Linked DNA regions of Mus musculus: region 2 is linked to region 1. The links are chromatin loops, found by intact Hi-C in ENCODE. Cell type or tissue: gastrocnemius. All regions are shown on one strand. Region 1 has its middle 200 kb from the start of Tacr3. Region 2 overlaps Ppa2 (pyrophosphatase (inorganic) 2).

What was found. Peaks named below come from ENCODE experiments on the same cell type or tissue, not always from the same donor. Only the 100,000 strongest peaks of a DNase experiment are listed, where the experiment ranks them.
Region 2: a loop joins it to region 1, with 4 times the contacts of the local background. A loop is called at or near these places in 12 of 42 quality-filtered maps.

Annotation. Positions count from the first base shown.
Region 1 is chr3:134,628,591-134,631,090 of GRCm38, forward strand. No RefSeq gene overlaps it. Among named protein-coding and RNA genes, the nearest start is that of Tacr3, 200 kb to the right of the region's middle. In gastrocnemius, a CTCF peak has its summit at 1,436 (motif pointing left); a DNase peak (open chromatin) is centred at 1,395; H3K4me3 peaks cover 1,223 bases; H3K27ac peaks cover 665 bases.
Region 2 is chr3:133,313,469-133,315,968 of GRCm38, forward strand. All of the region lies in intron 1 of Ppa2 (pyrophosphatase (inorganic) 2), which reads left to right. Among named protein-coding and RNA genes, the nearest start is that of Ppa2, 4.6 kb to the left of the region's middle. In gastrocnemius, a CTCF peak has its summit at 1,195 (motif pointing right); a DNase peak (open chromatin) is centred at 1,196.

The sequences.
Region 1 (2,500 bases):
TAAATAGGCCTGCTCCAATCCAGGTCTCTGCTAAAGGAAAGAATAAAACACTAGGAGAGAAATGGATCCTGTGGCTGACAAAACCACAAATATGCCACACAATTTCTATGAGCTATTAAATATGTAAAATTAAAGGAGGGGAGAGAGGTGGTGTTATCAAATCCATTGTATACACAAAAGTGAAAATTTCAAGAAATATATTTTAAAAATTCTTCTAAAAGGCTTTCAATACAAGATGGACAAGATCCCCCCCCCCGTGTGTGTTTGTGTGTGTGTGTGTGTGTGTGTACTTTTTACTGTTTTATATTTTTGTTTTTTAAGAAAGGAAAAAGAACATAAAGTTGGATGATGGTGGGGAATCTGGGAAGAGTTGGGGGATGGGAAAAATATGATCAATATATATTACATTCTGATTTTTAAGAGATAAAATGAATTCTAATTCCGTATTCAACAAAAAAAAAAAATCTTCAGAAAGTGACCATTTTAAAATAACATTTTACCATTGAGAAGAAGACATTGAAGAAATGATGTATGTTTCGAAATATTTTGAATTTAAAGACCTTTCACATTACCTAGCTAGGAGGACAGACAAACCGTGATTTTTTTTTTAAACAAATATCCACATATCATTCCCGTCTTCCAGACCTGGAAATGGATTTTATAGCTTGAGAGCATGACAGAAACATCTTCTGCTGGATTTAAAGGCTGGCTTCATGGTCGCATGAAAGAAGATTAGGGTGGGTGTGGGGAGAAGCAGGGCTGGACTTCCGTTCAAACGCCTCAACTATAAAAGATGAGTCATTGCTGCGGGTTAGTCAAGCTGACCCTTAGTGTGAAGGAATTGCAAAATGAAAAATAAATAACTCCACTGACTTAGAATATATGCCATTTCAGGGAGAGGGAGAGAGAGAGAGAGAGAGAGAGAGAGAGAGAGAGAGAGAGAGAGAGAGAGAGAGAGAGAGAGAGAGAGAGAGAGAGAGAAAGAACAACCCTTTGTGTTTGCTCTGCTAGGAAAAAAGAAAGAAACTGTGTATCTCTTAAGTGATGACTGATTATTTACCTATGAACGAGGCCATCCGTATCTTTATAGCTGTAGCTAAACACTATGTCCCTGTCATCAGTCTCAGCAAATGGAACAGCAGAAGCCCCCACAGAAGCAAGGGTGCAAATCCCTTTATCTGTCTTTGATTATATCTAAACGGGATGGTTAATGGGCCTTGTGCTGAAGCTTCTAGTAAATTGGCCATTTGCTTTCACGAACACATTCTGGAATAGCTTCCAGGAAAAGCAGGCAAATGAATTAATATTTACCTCTGTAGCCATGATTTCCCCCCATAGCTCCTCTTCTTCCCCTTGAGAATTATAGGAGAAAACGAAGAGCAACGAGTGCCACGGAGCCGCGATCTTCCAGTGCCACCTAGTGCTGCTTTTATTTCTGAACTGCGCTGGCAATTTTTATTAATGGCTGAGTAATTCCAGATGTTTTTGACTTACAAGACTGAAAGCTACTCAATCTTTATTCCACATGGAATGCTTCTCAGTAATAATTTCTGCAAATAAGAAAATGAAGGAAACAACACCCGGGCATCATGGAAGTTTGAAAGGGAACCCAGGCAAGATATCTTTAACTTTGTTTTCTGAAAAGTTGCCTTTTACAATTCTGAGCTCTTCCCAGGGGAACACTTTCTCCCGCTGTCAGCATTCGGTGGTTGCTTGCAGTTCTTTGTCTCGGGTTGAGTCTCCTTGAGTGTAGGGTGATTCTTCCACACTGGGTGTCGATTCCTTCCACTTAGGGTGTGGATTTCTGTTGTCAGCGCTCAGGTCATGTTTGGGCAGACGAGGGAGGAAAATGACGTAATTACCATAATCCCAAGAATGTTTTAAAAAATCAAATCGCTACCAAAAACTCAAGAAAATAAAAGCCATTTCTTTGATCTAAAAAAATACAGTTTGATCTATGAAAATAGCTATCTTAGTTCTCTAATTTGACAGAGTCCACTAATATTTAATGATTTTACTACCCAACCATCAAATAGCACAGATGAGAAATGTGAAAAACTCTGGCTGGTTGGTTTTCTTCTCTATTAAAATGAGGTTTTTAACCCTGCAGCATGCTAACCTTTGTTGTAAGGACTTTCTTCTCCGTCCATCTGTGTAAGTTCTGCTGCGGCTGACACTTTGTTCATGGGAAAGGAAAAGTGAAAATAAACAGCCTTTGAATGCAGTAGATGTGTGTGCGTGTGTGTTATGTAGGGTATGCAAGACATGTGTGCTGTGTCTGTGTGATGTGTGAATGTGGAGTATGTATATGTGTTATGTGGGTGGTATGTGTGTGTACATGGTGTGTTGTGTGTGTGAATGGTTTAAATGTGTTGTTTGTGGTGAATGTATAGGTGTTATATGGTATGTAGTATCTATGGTGTGTATACATGTGTGGTATGTGTGGCGTATTATGTGATATGCATGTATGTTGTATGTGAGTGTATTATATGTGGCATGT
Region 2 (2,500 bases), 1.3 Mb before region 1:
AATGGGACTAGAAACCCCAATGCAGAAATACAGTGTCTATGGTTCCCAGTGTGGGGCTCCCCACACCTTCTGCAAACAGGCTTTTCTTTATGGCATCCATGGGAGGATGTTGTAGCACTTGTGTGTGTTTGTGTGTGCATTCATGCACATGCCAGCTACACATGTGTGTCCATGCATGCACATGCCAACTACACATGTGTGTATGCCTGCATGCACATGCCAGCCACACATGTGTGTGTATGCCTGCATGCCCGTGCCAGCTACACATGTGTGTCCATGCATGCATATGCCAGCTACACATGTGTGTGTCCATGCATGCATGTGCCAGCTACACATATGTGTGTGTATGCATACATGCACATGCCAGTAACACATGTGGGTCCTGGAGAGCAAATGCAGGTTATTAAGCTGGTTGTTTAATTGCTCACCAAGGTGCAGAGTCCTCTTGCCTCCCCGCATTTGGACTTAAAAGGGAGTCAAATTCTGCTTGTAGAATGGAGTTTCTCAGGGTACAGCTTAACCTGAAACTACTGCTATAATGAGATACAACCTACCTAGGTCAGGGCGCAGTCTACAAAAAGTGTGCTGAGCAAGCAGGGGTTGAAGTACAGCTCCATGCCTTGCCCTCAAAAATAAAAAAAAAGATAACTGATAGTGGAGAATGTAAAAAAGGCAGAGAAAAGCTGTTTGAGGGCCTGCAATCTACTGCACAGTTGGCCAAGCACTGCATTTGGGGTGGGGAGGCCTGGGTGTTAATCCTGGTTCTGCTGTGTGCTGCTGGGGGCAGTTCTGTCTTAGGAGGAAGCAGCGCACCTTGTTCCAATCCTCTCAAGGTCCTAGCAGCACTAGTATTCCTTCAAGGCATTGAATGCATTCATAGTAGAAATTCAAGTACTCTGTGTTGGACAAGATCTGTGACAGCATCTCTGAGGCTACCCTGTAATTCGGTTTTTTTGGTTTTTGTTTTTAGCATCAAATATACATAAGATTATTGTGAAACTAGGATGTCATAAGTAAAAATTATTTTTTATTTAATAGAGTGAGTAGGGCGGAACAGAAGGGAAAAACAGACAAAATGTTTTACTGCAGCAAATGGCAAAAATCCGAATAAAATTGGGCGCTATCTGGGGAAAGGGTTCAAATGGCTTCTTACTGGAAAGTGGAGTTAGACAATTCCTGTACCTACCACCAGAGGGCACCAGTGGCCCGGGACTGCTGAAAGGGGCGGCTGAAAAGGCAGTCAATCTACTTGAGGGTGAGCTGGGGAAGAGGAGATGAGGAACTTTTAATCCAGACAGTCACAGTCACTGAAGGAGAGGTTGAAGGGGGACAGGAGATGCAAATGCTAACTCCTAGTTTCGTTTACTCATTACAGTAACTCACTGTAATATCAAAATAAATAAATAAATAAAATTATATAAAAAAGGACCCAACCTGGATGCATTTGGTGCTGGTGCCTATGAGCAATTCAAGGGTGTTCTGTTTCAACTGAAGAAAAGCCAGAGTTAGGGATGAAAGTCATCGTTCAGCAATGGAAACATAGCCCGTATTTTACACATATTCCAAGTCTCTGAGATATTGATACAGTTGCAGACGGAGCATTTTTGAGCTTCAATTTTTTTCCTCCAAATTAATAAGAATAATTGGCTGATGAAATGCTTTTTAAAAATTGGAATATGTAGAAATGTAGAGACACGAAACTGGGTGATGCCGGGAAAGCGAGTCGGGGACTGCCACGCCTCTCTGCCCCGTGGCCTTGCTTAGTGACTTGCTGAACCCTTGTCTCTGCCCTTTACATTTCTTGACGTCATTTTATAAATCGTGGAGCGAGAGGCTTGGACCCGGTAACCCAAACTGTGCTTTCTTGAACACTTGCGTCCATTTTACGCATTAGTTTTGCCTTCAAACTTAGGGTTTTGTGGCTTAACTAAAACATTTCATTTTACTGCCATCTTGGAGAATAATAATGTACACATTAAAGTTCTGAAGAGTTCGGACATAAGGCAACATGTCCCAAACGTTTGAGCCATGCGACTCACTTCTTAGAACATTGTTAACAGCCTCTTGCAGTGTTTCTCAACCTGTGGATTGTGACCCTAGTGGCCCTTTCATTGGGGCTGCATATCAGATATTTACATTATTATTCATAACAGTAGCAAAGTTACAGTTCTGAAGTAGCACTGGAAATAGTTTTATGGTTGGGGGTCACGACCACATGAGGAACTGTATCAAAGTGTCACAGGCTTAGGAAGGCCGAGAGCCACTGTCCCCGTAGCTCTGGAGTTTCATGGCGTTCAGCCAGGGAAGTACCCTATAGGGTGGTTCCTGAAGCTTCTAGAAGCTTCTTCTATGCTGTGGTGACAGGTGCAGGCCAGCAAGCAAGGCCTTTGGGTTTCAGTTCAGGCTTTCTAACCTCAGACAAGTTACCTGGCTGAACTAACTGTGTCATGATGCATGGTGCCTCTGACCTTCGATGACATCTTTTAGCTCAGGGTCTCTC